3 separate regions of the Homo sapiens genome follow, and regions 1 and 2 are each linked to region 3. A link is an interaction called in ENCODE POLR2A ChIA-PET data of the cell type or tissue named here. Cell type or tissue: PC-9. All regions are shown on one strand.

The links. ChIA-PET counts read pairs that join two places held together with the same protein. Peaks named below come from ENCODE experiments on the same cell type or tissue, not always from the same donor. Only the 100,000 strongest peaks of a DNase experiment are listed, where the experiment ranks them.
Region 1: POLR2A ChIA-PET joins it to region 3 with 12 read pairs; 2 of 35 experiments call an interaction of 5 or more read pairs at or near these places.
Region 2: POLR2A ChIA-PET joins it to region 3 with 11 read pairs; 2 of 35 experiments call an interaction of 5 or more read pairs at or near these places.

Annotation. Positions count from the first base shown.
Region 1 is chr2:233,863,451-233,865,950 of GRCh38, forward strand. MSL3B (MSL complex subunit 3B) reads right to left here. Exons shown (of 2, transcript NM_001425333.1): 2 at 1,213-2,500. Among named protein-coding and RNA genes, the nearest start is that of MSL3B, 3.7 kb to the right of the region's middle. In PC-9, no CTCF peak of the experiment used is centred here; no DNase peak of the experiment used is centred here; H3K4me3 peaks cover 317 bases.
Region 2 is chr2:233,745,807-233,748,306 of GRCh38, forward strand. All of the region lies in intron 1 of UGT1A8 (UDP glucuronosyltransferase family 1 member A8), which reads left to right. The region is part of intron 1 of UGT1A10 (UDP glucuronosyltransferase family 1 member A10); the gene reads left to right. The region is part of intron 1 of UGT1A9 (UDP glucuronosyltransferase family 1 member A9); the gene reads left to right. All of the region lies in intron 1 of UGT1A7 (UDP glucuronosyltransferase family 1 member A7), which reads left to right. It also overlaps UGT1A6, UGT1A5, UGT1A4, UGT1A3, UGT1A and the pseudogene UGT1A2P. Among named protein-coding and RNA genes, the nearest start is that of UGT1A1, 13 kb to the right of the region's middle. In PC-9, no CTCF peak of the experiment used is centred here; no DNase peak of the experiment used is centred here.
Region 3 is chr2:233,694,121-233,696,620 of GRCh38, forward strand. All of the region lies in intron 1 of UGT1A8 (UDP glucuronosyltransferase family 1 member A8), which reads left to right. All of the region lies in intron 1 of UGT1A10 (UDP glucuronosyltransferase family 1 member A10), which reads left to right. The region is part of intron 1 of UGT1A9 (UDP glucuronosyltransferase family 1 member A9); the gene reads left to right. The region is part of intron 1 of UGT1A7 (UDP glucuronosyltransferase family 1 member A7); the gene reads left to right. It also overlaps UGT1A6 and UGT1A. Among named protein-coding and RNA genes, the nearest start is that of UGT1A6, 2.5 kb to the left of the region's middle. In PC-9, no CTCF peak of the experiment used is centred here; a DNase peak (open chromatin) is centred at 941; H3K4me3 peaks cover 2,500 bases; H3K27ac peaks cover 2,500 bases.

The DNA of each region.
Region 1 (2,500 bases), 170 kb after region 3:
CTCCAGATAGCAGGAAGTATTATTAGCGACAGCCTAGACTCTCTCTTAATTGGCCCAAATAAAATCCAAGCTGGCCGGGCGCGGTGGCTCATGCCTGTAATCCCAGCACTTCGGGAGGCTGAGGTGGGTGAATCACGAAGTCAGGAGATCGAGACCATCCTGGCTAGCATGGTGAAACCCCGTCTCTACTAAAAATACAAAAAATTAGCTGGGCGCGGTGGCGGGCGCCTGTAGTCCCAGCTACTGGGGAGGCTGAGGCAGGAGAATGGCGTGAACCCAGGAGGCAGAGCTTGTAGTGAGCGGAGATGGCACCACTGCACTCCACCCTGGGCAACAGAGCGAGACTCCTTCTCAAAAAAAAAAAAAAAAAAAAAATCCAAGCTTATTCTATTATGCATAGCTACTATTTGGGCTGAGGAATTTAAACTGGCTTTATGTAGCTTGATTAAATTCACATTAGTAGCCTTAATTATAGAAATGGCTATTATTTGGGTCTTTCTAAGAGTTGGGAAGGCAACTCATCCTTAAGTTCACTTCAAATTGTCCTTCAAATTGGCTGCACAAGCAAAAGCTTAGGAGAGTTGTATTATAAAATTCAGCTCTCTAGTAAAGCCTAGTATTGGGCAAGAAAAGTAATTATCACCTAGACTTCCTGGTATCATCTCTTTTTATTCATTTTTAAGATAACATGAAAAAACCATTAAATTGGGATTTTGTTTTAGACTATCCAAAGATTGGTTATGGGCATAGATACTTTTTGAGTGAATGGAACACAAGTACGAGCTTCTCCTTCATTGGATAAGAGTAACAGAAGGCTGCCAGACTGAGTGTGTACATAGGAATATGGTAATATGTGAGGGAAAGAGTAACAATCAAATTAGTAAACGGCAGAAAAAATGTTGGGTGGTTTCTATTAACAGTAGGGATTTGCTGCATATATTAACATCAGATTTAAAGGTAATCCTAGTACAAGACCAAAAGATGCTTTGACTAATTTAGTAGAGGCCTGTAACTGCTTGGATACATGAAGCTAAGCCTTGGATATTGGATCAAAGAATAGCTAAAAAAGACCATGAGTTTTTGACATATGCCATGCCATAGAGGTAATACTTTTAAGAGCATCACTGTCCATTAAAAATATGTGAGACACATTGGTCATTTTAAGTTTTTAAAATATTAACATTTTTTAAAAGTAAAAAGAAATAGGTGAAGTTATTTTAAAAACATTTTATTTAACCCAATGTATCTAAAATATTGTCAGTTCGACATTTAACCAATGCTGAAAATTATTAATGAGATATGTTACATTTATTTTTACATATTAAGTCTTCAAACTCCAGTGCTCTAACCTCACACTTAGAGCACGTCTCAATTTGGACTAGCACAGTTCAAGCTCTTAGCCTTGTGACATACCTTATCCTTTCATGGACATGCAAGAGAATTATGATAATCTAGGAAGAATCCATCTGGACACTTACGGGTTTTGCTCAAATTAACTAACCAAAAATACATCCAGCTTTGTCTTTGTACTTCAGATATTGTGGGTGGCACGTCATTCTCTCACAGTATTATCACTTTCCTATTTGATGCTACTGAAGCCACAGTGGGAAGATATGTCTCTGTGGGCTTTCTATTAGGATCACAGAAAGTGAAATCTTTTCTGTTTTCTCTTATGTAGCAATTTGTGGGCTAGCACCTAAGGAATTTCTGACTCTAAAGACTAAATCTTATGTGGTCTAAAATTTACATTAAAATGTCAGCATAGTGTGCAATAAATATGTGGGTTAGTTTTAATTTCTACCTTTGGGGCTGTCAGGTGCCACAATGAGGAATACCTACTTTTTCAGGGGGAGCCAGTTTATATAATATATATTTTCCTAAGTAATCATTTTTGTCAAGACTTTCAAATTTACTGGTTTAAATGAATACGTAGCATTCTCTTATATTCCAATCGTCATTATATCTGTAGTTATGACTCCAAGTTAATTTTTTTTTCAAACAAGAGAGGCTTTATTTAGATCACCAAAAAGAACATTTTACAGAAAGGGAACCGTAACATTACACAAAAAAGTATAGCTGTAAAATTGCAAACAAGAAAGGCAATGCTTTCTTTAGATCACCAAAAATAATGTTTCACAGAGAAGGAACCGTCAGAAGCAAATTATAGCTGCAAATTTTCTTTTGCCATCAATATGGATTCCCTCTAAAATACTTTGAGACTACTTTGCAGTTTTCAAGTACAAACTAAACCTTGTTGGACAGTTGCTCAGCTTCATCAAGAGAATGAAACCAATTTGCAAAAAAAATTTTGTTTAATGCTAACAAATAACGAAACAATGTGGTTCTTGCTGACTAACTGCAATGTCTGCTGAAATGGCCTAACCTATGTACACTTCCATGAACATTTCACTGTGAACAGTTGCTTTTTACCTGCCATCACAGATGGCCTACAAAGTAGCAAGTGTCATGTCAGAACACTTTCAGGCACCTAGGAAATAAT
Region 2 (2,500 bases), 52 kb after region 3:
TTTTGAGAGCAAGGCAGAGGACTCTGAATTTTCTTCTGTGCCCAGGAAGCTGCTGACCAAGGTTCCAGAAGTGTTGGTGGGGTGGCGTTTTTCAGGGAGCAGCTGAGGCAGTGATTCAGAAGGGACAGCTGGGGGTTGGGCAACTGGGGGACAGGGGCCCTGAAATGGGACCATGACAGCTGGGTCTGAGAGACAGTGGTAGAAACATCCAGATTCAGCACTTACTTGCTGGCTTGGATGCAGGGTCTAGAACGAAAAGAGAAGAGGAGTCACTTCTATACAGAAACATGTCCAGAGTGCTTACTGTCTGCAAAACTGTGGACTGGCACCTGAGTGATAGCATGATTCCAAAGCCAAAATCTTGCCTGTAAGGAATATATGTATAGGATATAGCTATACTCTAATAGCAAGGACAGATATGCAAACTGCTAAAAGATACAAGGCAGAACAGAACAAAACGCTGTGGGGATTCAAGGAAGGTGGCTTTGTTTCCCTTGGAGGGCCCTGTAGATGATCTACAGGGCAATGGACATGTTTATGTTGCTCCTTTAGTAACAAGTCCCTTCATTCTGATTTGATGAAAGGAGCTGGGAGTGTGTCCAATGGTGACCTATTAACTTATGTCTTCAGCTTAAAAAGAAAGTACCTTCAAAAGGGTTCCAGAAACACTTTCCATGGACATGTCACTCTTTAGTAGCCCCCAAAGCAAGACCATCATATTGCTGCCCTGCTGTGTGACTTCTTAGCCCCTAGAGCACCACACCCTGTAATTGCCTAGTTGTGAGTTTGTCTCTGTTCACCTGACCCCTCCTTTCAGGCAAGGACCATTTCTAACTTGGCTTTCTGTCCCGAGTTCCTAGCATAGTAGGTAGGGCTCACACATTCCATAAATATTTGGTGGATAAGGGAATTAGCAATGGATTCTGCTTTGGTTCCAAAGCAGAGATTAATTGGATTGCTTAGTAGTGGTTTTCTGTTGTAATTCATGAGCGTGAATGTGGATTGCCTACTATTGCCTACCACTGTTGGGGACCTCTCAGACCTCAGCTGCAGCCTGATAAACGTGGTTAACAGAGAAGTAGGAGGCTGTGACATGAAATGGGTTTCCACAGGCCTTTGTTGGGAATTGGATGAGAAACAAGAGCTTGAACTTGGATGTTCCCCAGAGCGAGCGCAGGGTCAGATGAGTTTTTCAAGTAGGAGTGATCGGTCTTTCCCGAAGTGGGACCCATAATGAAAGACAATGATTGGTTAATCGGTAATAATTAACTAGGAGGAGAGCACTCTATCTTCCAATTACATGATGATTTGCTAAGTGGCTCAGTGACAAGGTAATTAAGATGAAGAAAACAAATGTAGGAGGCACAGCGTGGGGTGGACAGTCAGCTGTCCGTGTCTTCTGCTGAGATGGCCACAGGACCCCAGGTTCCCCTGCTGTGGCTGGCCACAGGAGTGCTACTCCTTCTCAGTGCCCAGCCCTGGGCTGAGAGTGGGAAGGTGCTGGTGGTACCCATTGATGGCAGCCACTGGCTCGCATGCGGGAGGCCGTGCGGGAGCTCCATGCCAGAGGCCACCAGGCGGTGGTCCTCACCCCAGAGGTGAATATGCACATCAAACAAGAGAAATTTTTCACCCTGACAACCTATGCCATTTCATGGACCCAGGATGAATTTGATCGCCTTGTGCTGGGCCACACTCAACTGTACTTTGAAACAGAACATTTTCTGAAGACATTTTCTAAAAGTATGGCAATTTTGAAAAATTCATCTTTGGTCTTTCATAGGTCTTGTGTGGAGCTACTGCATAATGAGGCCCTGATCAGGCACCTGAATGCTACTTCCTTCGATGTGGTTTTAATAGACCCAATTTACCTCTGTGGGGCAGTGCTGGCTAAGTACCTATCAATTCCTGCTGTGTTTTTTTTGAGGAACATTCCATGTGATTTAGACTTTAAGGGCACACAGTGTCCAAATCCTTCCTCCTATATTCCTAAGTTACTAACGACCAATTCAGACCACATGACATTCCTGCAAAGGGTCAAGAACATGCTCTACCCTCTGGCCCTGTCCTACCTTTGCCATGCTCTTTCTGCTCCTTATGCAAGCCTTGCCTCTGAGCTTTTTCAGAGGGAGGTGTCAGTGGTGGATCTTCTCAGCCATGCATCTGTGTGGCTGTTCCGAGGGGACTTTGTGATGGATTACCCCAGGCCGATCATGCCCAACATGGTCTTCATTGGGGGCATCAACTGTGCCAACAGGAAGCCACTATCTCAGGTCGGTGTTCGTGCCTTCATCCAATCAATGTTCCAGGCAAAACAGTTTTTAAAAATTGTATTTACTTACAATTGCTTCCATATCTACTTATCTTTCTGGTGCTTTTATTTCTGCTTGTCGTAATAGCCTTCAGTGAGATAAACTGTTAAGGGGTCTCTAGTAGCGTATTTCAGGTTTTAAATGGTCAATGAGAGGAAGAAGAGGCAGACATGAATGTTTATCAAAGG
Region 3 (2,500 bases):
CATACTCATTGAATGAGCCTTAGAAATGTCCCAGTTCAAACAGAGGTGAAGGCTTGACTAAGGGAACAGGTCCAGGTTAAAATCCATTTTCCCAACTCTGTCCCATGCTTTGTCTCTGGACCTTGAGCCAGGGACCAGCGAACTACAGCCTGTGAGCCCAATCTGCCCAAAGGCCTGTTTTTTGTTTTTTTTTTTCCTTTTATGTTGAGACCTGTTTTTATATGGCCCAGAGCTAAGAATGGTTTTTGTAGTTTTAAAACAATTTAACAATGAAGAATATGTGCCACAGAAGTATTTGGTCTGCAAAGCCTACACATTTACTGACTGGCCTTTTCAGCAAAAGGGGTATGGCCTCTGACCTAAGACAAGTGTTTACAGATGCCCTCCTGACATGTAGGAAAAGGGCCCAGAGTTACTTTGGAAAATAAAAATCTGTGAGTTTTAAATTTCAATGTAAATATTTACAACTTTGAAGGGCTTCAGGCAACTCCCTCTATCTTTTATGCCTCAATTTTCTTTTCCAGTTCCTTTTTTATCAGAGAGAAAGCCTCAAACAGGTCCCAAAGACCCTTACCTCTCTTCTTTACACCTGCTGATTTCTCTGTTAACAATTTGAACAGTTGGCAGTAGCCACTGTGAAAAGGCAAGGGTGAGGGGATGGGGATAACTGAAATGGTTCCAGGGATTCTGGGGCATGAAATAAAAACATAGAATGTCAGGATTCTTTTAATTGGGACATAATATAGTTGTACACATTTGGGGGGTTCATGTGATATTTTGATACACGTATACAATGTGCGATGATCAAATCAGGGTAATTGAGATATCCATCACCTTGAACATTTATTCCTTCCTTATGTTGGGAACATTCCCATTCTTCATTTCTAGCTATTTTGAACTGCAGTATACATTCTTGTTAACCATAGTCACCCTACTGTGCTATCGCACTTTGGACTTACTCATTCTATCTAATGGTGTTTTTGTGCCCATTAACCAACCCTTTTCTTTTCTTTTTTTTTTTTTTGAGACAGAGTCTCACTCTGTCATCAGGCTGGAGTGCAGTGGTGCGATCTCAGCCCACTGCAACCTCCACCTCCTGGGTTCAAGCGATTCTCCTGCCTCAGCCTCCTGAGTAGCTGGGACTATAGGCATGTGCCACCATTCCCAGCTAATTTTTGCATTTTTAGTAGAGGCGGGGTTTCACCACGTTGGCCAGGATGGTCTCAATCTCTTGACCTCGTGGTCCGCCCACCCCAGCCTCCCAAAGTGCTGGGATTACAGGCGTGAGCTACCGCGCCCGGCCTTCTTCTTCTTCTTTTTTTTTTGATCAACGTGCTTTATTGGCCCTTTAGATGTTTTTCTCTTTTCTATCAAAGTTTTTGGAGTATTACAAATTTTATTTCTTTTTTCTTTTTCTTTTTTAAATTTTAACCAACCATTTTCACCCCCCCTTCCCTACTTACCCTTTCCACCTTCTGGTAATTACCAATGAACTCTCTACCTCCATGAGACCCACTTTTTTAGCTCCACATATAAATGAGAACATGTGGTATTTGTCTTTCTGTGCCTAGATTATTTCACCTAACATAATGACTTCCAGTTACATTTATGTTGCTGCACATGACAGGTCTTCATCCTTTTTTATGGCTGAATAATTTTCCATTCTGTATATGTACTATCTGTGAGTGGAAAACAAAACCAACAAAAAACTCAAAGGGTTTTTCCTGTTTTCTCACTCAACAACAAACAACGCAGAAAACTTCAGTGAACAAATGTGTGGGGTTTTTTTTCTCCACACACCAAGCAAGCAGGCAATTCTGCCAGATACCAGCTGGGTGTCCTCTAATTCAGTTCTGAAGATGTCCACCTGAAGATAGCATCAGGTCCCACAGACATGGGGCTCAGTCCCTAATTTACATTTGAAGAATGTAAATTAGTACAGCCACTATGAAGAACAGTATGGAGAGTCTTCAAAACAAAACAAAACAAAAAGAACTAGAACTGCCCCAATATATCCCATTGCTGGGTATATATCCAAAAGAAAAAAATATATATTGAAGAGCTATCTGCACTCCCATGTTTATTATAGCACTATTCACAGTAGCCAAAATATGGAATCAACCTAAGCACACATCAGTGAATGAATGGATAAAGAAAACGTAGGACTGTAATATCGTGAAATATATATTTGGTCTTCATCCTCATTTCCTTATACAGATCTTTCACTTCCTTCCTTAAATTTATTCCTAGGTATTATATATTCTTTGTACGTTTTGTAAATGGGGTTGATTTCCTTTTCAGTTTTTTCTCTGTTGGCATTTATAAATGCTACTGATTTTTGTAAGTTGATCTTGTATACTGCAACTTTACCGAATTTGCTTGTCAGTTCTAACAGCTTTTGGGTGGAATGTTTAAATTTTTCTGAATATATTATGTCATCTGAGAACAAGAATAATTTGACTTCTTCCTTTCCAACTTGGATGCCCTTTCTTTCTTTCTT